Linked DNA regions of Homo sapiens: region 1 is linked to region 2. Evidence: read pairs that join two places in POLR2A ChIA-PET (ENCODE). Cell type or tissue: PC-9. All regions are shown on one strand. Links, peaks and the distances in the headings refer to the core of each region. The heading gives the core; the rest is flanking DNA. Region 1 has its middle 9.1 kb from the start of RPEL1. Region 2 overlaps NT5C2 (5'-nucleotidase, cytosolic II).

Evidence for each region. Peaks named below come from ENCODE experiments on the same cell type or tissue, not always from the same donor. Only the 100,000 strongest peaks of a DNase experiment are listed, where the experiment ranks them.
Region 1: POLR2A ChIA-PET joins it to region 2 with 16 read pairs; 9 of 35 experiments call an interaction of 5 or more read pairs at or near these places.

What each region holds. Positions count from the first base shown.
Region 1 is chr10:103,252,298-103,257,674 of GRCh38, reverse strand. No RefSeq gene overlaps it. Among named protein-coding and RNA genes, the nearest start is that of RPEL1, 9.1 kb to the right of the region's middle. RefSeq lists an enhancer at 2,420-2,919. In PC-9, for the core only: no CTCF peak of the experiment used is centred there; a DNase peak (open chromatin) is centred at 2,534.
Region 2 is chr10:103,168,355-103,173,731 of GRCh38, reverse strand. The region is part of intron 3 of NT5C2 (5'-nucleotidase, cytosolic II); the gene reads left to right. Among named protein-coding and RNA genes, the nearest start is that of NT5C2, 22 kb to the left of the region's middle. In PC-9, for the core only: no CTCF peak of the experiment used is centred there; DNase peaks (open chromatin) are centred at 2,291 and 5,061; H3K4me3 peaks cover 331 bases; H3K27ac peaks cover 4,805 bases.

The sequences.
Region 1 (5,377 bases), core at 178-5,177, 84 kb before region 2:
AATCCCAGCACTTTGGGAGGCCGAAGCCAGAGGATGACCTGAGGTCAGGAGTTTGAGACCAATCTGGCCAATATGGTGAAACCCCGTCTCTACTAAAAATACAAAAGTTAGCCAGGCGTGATGGTGGCCACCTGTAATCCCAGCTACTCAGGAGGCTGAGCCAGGAGAATTGCTTGAACCCGGGAGGCAGAGGTTGCAGTGAGCTGAGATGGCGTCACTGCACTCCAGCCTGGGTGACAGAGTGAGACTCTGTCCTTAAAAAACAAACAAAAAAAATAGCTGGGCATTGTGGCAGACACCTGTAATCCCAGCTACTCAGGAGGCTGAGGCAGGAGAATCGCTTCAACCCAGGAAGTGGAGGCTGAGGTGAGCAGAGGTCATGCCACTGCACTCTAGCCTGGGTGACAGAGTGAGACTTTGTCTCCAAAAAAAAAAAAAAAAAAAAAAAAAAAAATGGGAATGAAGGAAACAGAAAATTAGAACACCACAGTAATAATTGCTGCAGATAAAGTCCACTGATGAAGCTAATATTAGTGGGCAAAACTCTAAGGAGGACCAGGATATTTACATAGCATCTAAGTATAAACCTCCAAATATGCATTAATTATCTTGTTTTTAACATATGTCCCCAAATGTTTTGATACCCCTCCCTCCACAATGGAAAGCTTAATTCTCCTTCCCTTAAGTGTGGGCTGATTTAGTGGTGCACTTCTAACAAATCATGCAGGGGTCAGCGTAGACCCAAATAGGAAATATATTAGGCTGTTTAAGCCATATGATCTCTTTTGCAACAACTCACCCCTACTGATGTAGCATGAAAGCAGCCATAAAAAATATGTGAATGAATGAATGTGGCTGTATGCCAATAAAACTTTATTTATAAAAACAGGCAGTGGGCTGGATTTGGGCCTCCAGCCATGGTTTGCTGACCTCTAGAATAGCATATGAAAAAGAAAAAATAGTAACTCTGCAGTGAAGAAACTTGGCAGACACTACCTTAACTGAGTGATCAAAGTTAACATTACCAGTAATAAGGAATACTGAAGTGTTATCAGTGAAAAATGGCAGAGTAAGGAAATCCAAAAGTTTATCCCTCCATAAATGCAACCAAAAGGTTGGTTAAAACTGTTAGAATTGGCTGGGCACGGTGGCTCACGCCTGTAATCCCAGCACTTTGGGAGGCCGAGGCGGGCTGATCACGAGGTCAAGAGATCGAGACCATCCTGGCCAACATGGTGAAACCCTGTCTCTACTAAAAATACAAAAATTAGCCACGCATGGTGGCACATGCCTCTAGTCCCAGCTGCTCGGGAGACTGAGGCAGAAGAATCACTTGAACCTGAGAGGCAGAGGTTGCAGTGAGCCCAGATCGTGCCACTGCACTCCAGCCTGGCGACAGAGCGAGACTCCATCTAAACAAACAAACAAACAAACAAAAAACAAAAAAACTGTTAGAATCAACTTTTCAGAACTCTAGACACTAACCAAAAGGCCTGCAGCAGCCAGTGAAATGTTTTCATAAAAAAGACAGCTGATTCTTAGTAAGAATAGCAAGCTTTGTAGTATTTTAACTTACCCTGGTCCCATCCCCAGGTTAGCAGTGAATTTGGAGAAAATAGCTACAGTCCCAGTATAGGTACCAGTACTAGAGGGAAGAGAATGGACCTAATTCGCAAGAAATTGTTTTTGTTTTGTTTTGACCTGTATGGTGGCTCCCTGGAGGACTTTCTCAAGTGCTTACCTTTATCTTTGTTTTGACCTGTATGGTGGCTCCCTGGAGGACTTTCTCAAGTGCTTACCTTTATCTTGTCTAACTTGGAACTCTCTAGTGGTGAGTGTGGCTACCCAAGGAGCATTTGTTGAAGATATTTACAGGCAAATGTTTTGGTTATTGCTGCCTGGGGCATTGGATAACAGTTGGGGCAAACAATAGACTAATATAAAGCTTGGGAGAGAAGACTGAAGAATGAGATGCTTTGGAGAAGAAGGACTTTGAAAAACTGACATATCCCTGGGAAACCGGAAAGCCACTTGCATGCCGAGGCCTATGCACATGTTCAGGAAAGATCTGAGAATGCCCTAAGTGTTCTGGCTGATCTTCAGGCTCTTCACAAGCATGAAGCAAAGGCTAAGGCAAAGAGCTAGATTCCATCTAAAAAAAAAAAAAAAGATAGAGCAGACAGAAGAAAATATCAATGAATTTAAAAATAAATCAATTGAGATTATCAAGTCTGAGGAACAGAAAAAGAAAAGAATGAAGATATATGAAGAGAGCCTAAGTGAACTTCTGGAGTTCCAGAAGGAGAGGAGAGGAAAAAAAGGAGCAGAAAGAATATTTAAAGAAATAATGGCTGAAAACTTGAAAACTTTCTAAATTTAATTTAAAACATTGATCTATACATCTGGAAAGCTCAATAAAATCCAAGTAAAATAAACTCAAAGAGATTCACACCAAGACACATCGTAGTCAAATTGTTATAAGCCAAAGGCAGGAGAGCGAATCTTGAAATCAGTAAGACAATGGTGACTCATCACAAGCTGGGTGTGGTGTGCATGCCTGTAGTCCCAGCTACTCAGAAGGCTGAGGTGGGAGGATAGTTTGGGCCCAGGAGTTCGACTTTAGCTTGGGTAATATAGTGAGACTCCATCTCAAATTTAAAAAAAGAAAGCAGCTGGGCATGGTGGCCTGTAATCCAGCAGCAGTTTGGGAGACTGAGGCAAGAGGATCACCTGAGGGGCCAGGAGGTCAAGATCAACCTGAGATACATAGTGAGATCCTGTCTCTCCAAAAAAAAAAAAAAAAAAAGCCAGACTCAGTGGCATGTGCCTGTAGTCCTAGCTACTTGGGAGGCTGAGGCAGAAGAATTGATTGAGCCCAGGAGTTTGAGGCTGCAGCAAGGCATGATCATGCCACTGTACTGAAGCCTGGGTAGCAGAGTGGGACCTTGCTTCTTTAAAAAAAAAAAAAAAAAAAAAAAAGTAGGCTGGGCGTGGTGATTCATGCCTGTAATTCCAGCACTTTGGGAGGCTGAGGCAGGTAGATTGCTTGAGCCCAGGAGTTCAAGACCAGCCCAGGAGTTCAAGACCAGTTCAAGACATGGTGAGGCCCTGTCTCTACAAAAAATACAAAAATTAGCTGGGCATGGTGGTGCATGTCTGTATTCCCAGCTACCCGAGAGGCTGAGGTGGGAGGATTGATTGAGCCTGAGAGGCCAGGCTATAGTGAGCCATGATCACTGCACTCCAGCCTGGGTGACAGAGTGAGACCCTGTCTCACAAAAAAGAAAGAAAGAGAAAGAGAGAAAGAGAAGAAAGAAAGAGAAAGAAAGAAAGAGAAAGGAAGGAAAGGAAGAAAGAAGGAAAAAGGAAGGAAGGAAAGAAGAAAGAAAGAAAAAGGAAGGAAGGAAGAAAAGAAAAGAAAAAAAGGAGGGAGGGAGGAAGGAAGGACTCATCGTGTACAATGGATGCTCGATAAGATTAACATCCTATTTCTCATCAGAAACCATAAAGGCCAAAAGGCAGTAAGATGACATATATTAAGAGTGCTGAAAGAAAAAAACACCCCCTGTCACCCCAGAATTCTCTATCTAACGAAACTATTCTTCAAAAATGAAGGAGGGAAAGAAGACATTAAAACATTCTAAGATAAAGACTGGAAGATTTCATCACTAGTAAACCTGACGTATAAGAAATCCTAGGCCAGGCACGGTGGCTCACCCCTGTAATCTCAGCACTTTGGGAGGCCGAGGCAGGTGGATCATCTGAGGTCAGGAATTTGAGATCAGCCTGGCCAACATGGTGAAACCTCGTCTCTACTAAAAATAAAAAAAACTTAGCCAGGCGTAGTGGCACGCACCTGTAATCCCAGCTACTTGGGAGGCCGAGGCATAAGAATTGCTTGAACCTAGGAGGCAGAGGTTATAGTGAGCCGAGATTGCGCCACTACACTCCAGACTGGGCAACAGAGCAAGACTCTGTCTCAAAAACAAAAAAACAAAAAAGGAAATCCTAGAGGAGGTCTTTCAGACTGAAATGACAGTAGACAGTAATTTGAATCTACATGAAGAAATAAAATAAACCATTAAAGGTAACTCCATAGGTAAATATAAAAGGTAGCATAAATGTATTCTTGTTTAATTTTGTTTAATTTTTTCCTATCCTATTTAAAAGATAAGTACATAATGCAGTAATTATAAACCTGCATTGATAATGCACACAATGTATTAAGATGTATTTTGTGTGACAATAATAGCACAAAGAAGGAGAAAGGGAACCAAAGCTATATAGGAGCACATTTTTTGTGTAATAATGAAATTAAGTTGGCATTTATCTAAACTAAGTTGTTATTAAATAAGATGTTAATTGTAATTCCCAGGACAATGACTAAGAAATTAACTCAAAATATAGTAAAAAGGCTGGGCACAGTGGCTCATGTCTATAATCCCAGCACTTCGGGAGGCCAAGGTGGGCAGATCACTTGAGGTCAGGAGTTCAAGACCAGCTTGGCCAACATGGCGAAACCCCATCTTTACCAAAAATATAAAAATTAGCTGGATGTCATGGTGCATGCCTGTAGTCCCAGCTACTTGGGAGGCTGGGGCAGGAGAATTGCTTGAACCCAGGAGCAGAGGTTGCAGTGAGCTGAGATTGTGCCACTATACTCCAGCCTGGGTGACAGAACAAGAATCTGTCTCAAAAAAAAAAAAAAAAAAAAAAAAAAATTAGTATTCTTCCTAATATGCTTAACTTCAATTTAATCATGAGAAAATGTCAGACAAACTCAAATTGAAGACTATCCAACAAAATACTTAACCAATACTCTTTTTTTTTTTTCTTTTTTCTGAGATGGAGTTTCTCTCTTGTTGCCCAGGCTGGAGTGTAGAGGCATGATCTCAGCTCACTGCAACCTCCACCTCCCAGGTTCAAGGCATTCTCCTGCCTCAGCCTCCCGAGTAGCTGGGATTACAGGTGCCCACCACTATGCCTGGCTAATTTTTGTATTTTTAGTAGAGATGGGGTTTCACCATGTTGGCCAGGCTGTTCTTGAACTCCTGACCTCAGGTGATTCGCTCACCTCTGCCTCCCAAAGCGTTGGGATTACAGGCGTGAGCCACTGCGCCCGGCCAACTTAACCAATACTCTTAAAATAAATAAATAAATAAATAATTAAAAAAAAATCAGGCAATGGGCTGGGTGCGGTGGCTCACGTCTGTAATCCCAGCACTTTGGGAGGCCAAGGTGGGCAGATCACCTGAGGTCAAGAGTTTGAGACCAGCCTGGCCAACATGGTGAAACCCCATCTCTACTAAAAATACAAAAATTAGGTGGGCGCCTGTAATCCCAGCCATTTGGGAAGCTGAGACAGGAGAATTGCTTA
Region 2 (5,377 bases), core at 144-5,143:
GCTGGTTTTGAACTCCAGACCTCGTGATCCACCTGCCTCGGCCTCCCAAAGTGCTGAGATTACAGGTGTGAGCCACTGCGCCCGGCCAAGAATGAAATTCTTTTTTTTTTTTTTTTTTTTGAGACGGCGTCTCGCTCCCTGGCCCAGGCTGGAGTGCAGTAGCACGATCTCACTGCAGGCTCCGTCTCCCGGGTCCACGCCATTCTCCTGCCTCAGCCTCCCAAGTAGCTGGGACTACAGGTGCCCGCCACCATGCCCAGCTAATTTTTTGTATTTTTGGTAGAGATGGGGTTTCACTGTGTTAGCCAGGATGGTCTTGATCTACTCTTCTTGTGATCCGCCCACCTCAGCCTCCCAAAGTGCTGGGATTACAGGCGTGAGCCACCGCGCCTGGCCAAGAATGAAATTATTAATTGATATTTACCACAAACTGACTGTAATTTTTAAACAGAATTTAAAAATTGTGTCTGCTGGCTACTGTGTGTTAGATTGAATGTGGGTAACTCTGGGTATTAGCAAAGTTTCCTTGTTTTGATTTTAGACTGTAATATTTTCTCGAAATCACTTTTTCTTTAAAAGTGTAGGCCAGGCATGGTGGCTCGCATCTGTAATCCCAGCACTTTGGTAGACCAAAGCAGGAGGATTGCTTGAACCCAGGAGTTTGAGAACAGCCTGGGCAATATGATGAGACCCCAACTCTACAGATTTTGTTTTGTTTTGTTTTGAGACAGAGTCTCGTTCTGTTGCCAAGGCTGAAGTCCAGTGGCTTGATCTCGGCTCACTGTAATCTCCACCTCCTGGGTTCAAGCAATTCTCCTGCCTCAGCTGTCTGAGTAGCTGAGTACAGGCGTGGGCCACTGCACCTGACTAATTTTTGTATTTTTTTGTTTTTGTTTTTGAGACAGAGTTCATTCTGTCGCCCAGGCTGGAATGCAGTGATGCGATCTCAGCTCACTGCAACCTCTGCCTCCTGGGTTCAAGCAATTCTCATGCCTCAGCCTCTCTGGTAGCTGGGATTACAGGTGTGGCCACCATGCCCAGCTAATTTTTGTAATTTTAGTAGAGATGGAGTTTCGCCATGTTGGCCAGGCTGGTCTTGAACTCCTGGCCTCAAGTGATCCACCCGCCTCAGCCTCCCAAACTGCTGGGATTGCAGGTATGAACCACCGTGAGTGGTCCCCAAATATTTTTAAATAAAATTTTTTTCCTGTAATCCTAGCACTTTGGGAGGCCGAGGCGGGTGGATCACAAGGTCAGGAGATCGAGACCTTCCTGGCTAACACAGTGAAACCTCGTCTCTACTAAAAATACAAAAATTAGCCGGGTGTGGTGGCAGGTGCCTGTAGTCCCAGCTACTCGGGAGGCTGAGGCAGGAGAATGGTGTGAACCTAGGAGGCGGAGCTTGCAGTGAGCTGCGATCACACCACTGCACACTCCAGCCTGGGTGACAGAGCGAGACTCCGTCTCAAAAAAAAAAAAAAAAATTTAAAGTTAAAATTGTATTTAAATTTTTGTTTTTTATTTTTTGAGACAGAGTCTTTGCTCTTGTCTCTCAGTACAGTGGCGCGGTCTCAGCTCACTGCAACCTCTGCCTCCCAGGTTCAAGCGATTCTCCTGCCTCACCGTCCCGAGTAGCTGGGATTACAGGCACACACCACCACACCTGGCTAATTTTTTAATTTTTAGTAGAGACAGGGTTTCACCGTGTTTGCCAGGCTGGTCACAAACTCCTGATATCAGGTGATCTACTTGCCTTGGCCTCCCATAGTGCTGGGATTACAGACGTGAGCCACTGCTCCCGGCCTTAACCTGTATTTTAAAAAAAAATTTATTTTATTAGAGACGGGGTCTTGCTGTGTTGCTCAGGTTGGTCTCAAATGCCTGGGCTCAAGCATTCCTCCAGCCTTGGTCTCCCAAAGTGCTGGGATTACAGGCATGAGCCACTGAGCCCGGCCTAAATTGTATTTTCTTTTTACTTAACTCTTTTTATAGATTCAATTAAATGTTTGCTTCTACCTAAATCTTAAGTAGTTAGGGTCCTTGGGAGTAGATAATGTATTTAGTAATTATTTATTTTTAAGAAGAAATTAGAAATCTACACCTAAAGTGAATTTCTGGGGTAGAAAAATCTGGGCCCTACTAGAACCATCTTTGCCTCCCACACCAGGAAAGCCGGCAGTAAGTACAGGTGCTGGTATATTGGCAGTGCTAAAAAGTTGCATGGGAACTACAGGAAGTCTAAAATGACTCTTAATCACTTAGCTGTTTCTGGGCTACAGGAAAAAGGAAATGAATATTACTTTGAAATCTTACTGGAAAAGTGGCTAAACTGGTTTATGTAGGTAAGTTTTTGTAAGCAGACAAAAAATTTCTAAGTGCAGTCTTCTCTGTATAGGAAAGCTAAGTCAGAATTAGGTAATATTTTGTTGTTTCAATAGATACTAATATTTTGAAAAATATAGTTACTTGTTATTGAGTATATCAGAAGTTAATTATTATATCAATAGTTGGTTTTTTAAGTAGGCTGGTGATATTTGCCTCATGGTAGGTCACTGTGGCATTTCTGGGTGTTAGGATGCTGTTACTCCTTAAACCCTGAAAAAGTGAAAACATTAAAGATTCCTGTCAAATGGGTACTAACGATTCTCTTCTGTGTGTGAGATATGTTGCTAGGTATGGCGTGTTAAAGTATAAAACAGAACATTTATGTGTGTCTATGTAATAAAACATAACATTTGGAAAAGATTATGTTATATGGAGTTCTATACTTTTTCTTCAATTATTTGCTTGGTCTTTACACTATAAAGTATTAATTAACATTAGGGTGTAACATTTTTAGCAGTGGAAATGAGGACTGGTAAACATTATTTAATAAACATCCTAATTATATTTAATATATATCATAGGCTGGGCATGGTGGTTCACGCCTGTAGTCCACACACTTTGGGAGGCCGAGCCAGGCGGAGTCCTTGAGCTCAGGAGTTTGAGACCAGCCTGGGCAAGATGGCGAAACCCTGTCTCTACAAAAAAAAAACATAAAAATTAGCCAGGTGTGGTGGCTTACGCCTGTGGACTCAGCTACCTGGGAGGCTGAGGTGGGAGGATCACCTGCGTCTGAGAGGTGGACGCTGTAGTGAGCTGAGATCATGCCACCAGCCTGGGTGACAGAATGAGAGCATGTCTCAAAAAAAAAAAAAAAAAAAAAGTGTGCATGTGTGTGTGCTTGTGTGTGTGTATCATAGCCTGAATGAGTATACTCCTAACTCATTTGGAATGGTATTTCCTGGAATATTTTAGATGGATTCTGTACCCTACGTTCTTTCATATAGTAAGGTGTATGTACTGGAAACAATAGAAAAAACATTTTCAAAGGCTTGATGTTTTAGATCATTGAAAAAAATTTTTTATCTATGTTATTTAAAGAGGCAGGGTCTCATTCTGTTGCCTAGGCTGCAGTGCAGTAGTGTGATCATAGTTCACGGTAACCTCAAACTTCTGGGCTTAAGCAATCCACCTGCCACAGCCTCCCCAGTAGCTAGGACTACAGGTGTGTACCACAGTGCTCAGTAATTTTTATTATTTTTTTAAATTAATTAATTTTTTTTGAGACAGAGTCTCGCTCTGTAGCCCAGGTTGGGGTGCAGTGGCATGATCTTGGCTCACTGCAACCTCTGCCTCCTGGGTCTGGTTCAAGCAACTCTCCTGCTTCAGCCTCTGGAGTAGCTGTGATTATAGGCATGCGCCACCATGCCCAAGTAATTTTTGTATTTTTAGAGACTGGGTTTCACCATGTTGGCCAGGCTGGTCTTGAACTCCTGACCTTGTGATCCGCCTGCCTCAGCCTCCCAAAGTTCTGGGATTACAGGCGTGAGCCACCATGCCTAGCCATGCTTGGTAATTTAAAAAATTTTTTTCTAGAGATGTGGTCTCACTATGTTGTCCAAGCTGGTTTTGATCTTCTGGCTGCAAGCAGTCCTCCTGCCTCGGCCTCCAAAAGTGCTGGAATTACAGATGTGAGCCATCACTCCCAGCCTGAAAAAAAAATTAAATGTAGAAAATTTGGGTTCTTGGTATCTTGCAAGAATTTGCTTTAAAATTATTATAATTTTTTTTGAGACAGGGTCTTGCTCTGTCACCCAGGCTAGAGTGCAGTGGCTTGATCATGGCTCACTATAGCCTTAACTTCCTGGGGTCAAGTGATTCTCCTGTCTCAGCCTCCTGAATAGCTGGGACTACAGGCGTGTACCACTACACCTGTCTAATCTTTGTATTGTTTTTGTAGAGACAAAGTCTTGCTGTGTTACCCAGGTTGATCTTGAACTCTTGTTCTCAAGTGATCCTCCTGCCTTGTCCTTCCAAAGTGCTGGGATTACAAGTGTGAGCCACCATGCCCCGTGTTTAAAATAAAGTATATGTGTGCTTTTAGAACAATAAAAACATTATATATATATGTGTGTGTGTATATGTATATGTCTTTTTAAACATTGACAAAAATTGTATGTATTTATGGTGTACAAGTTGATATGGAATGGCTAAATCAAGCCAATTAACATGCATAACCTCTTACATTTATCATTTTTTTTTGTGATGAGAACATTTAAAATCTAATCCCTTTGCAATTTTGAGGTATACAGTAGATTATTATCTGTACTCATCATGATGTAGTCATCAGACTTGTATCTCCTAACAGTATTTGCTTTTGTTAATTAAAAATTTTAAATAGAAACCATTTAGAAGAAATTTATTTTAGTTTTCTAGTTAAGTCAATTTGTAGAATATTCTGTTTCCAGGTCTTTTCATTAAAGACATTTATTTGGATTGGTAATTTATCATTGGTTAAGTTAGGCTATGCTGATCATTATCACAAAGTATACATCGTATGTGATGCTTTACAATTTCCCTTTAGAAGAAGCTAAATATTCTTAGTTAAGTAAATAAATATCTAACTTCCAGCTTTTTTCTTGCTTAATATCAGTTTTCTGAATTTCAATATAGAGATGCCAGTCATATGTCATTATTAAGAAACTAGCCTTTAAAATGTATGACTGTTGCTCCTTCTTCATTTCCTTATGGTTGTTTAGTTTTCTGGGCTGAGGATAAGTCATCAGGCCAAACCTTTCAGTGGAATGTGTTTTGCTATATGGTTAGAAGACAAGCTGAGCTGCTCAGATGTCATAGTGACCTGAAAGAGGCAGCTTCAAAAATTACCTCTTAAATAGTTTTTGTTTAATACTAGAATCTTTTAGTGATCACTATAGATCAGAATTTGTATTTACCAATCCAAGAATGGAACAATTAGGTTTTTCATCTGCTCTCTACATTGACTGTGCCCAGGATACCGAAGTCAGGTATTTAGTTTTTACGTTTGTAAAGCTCT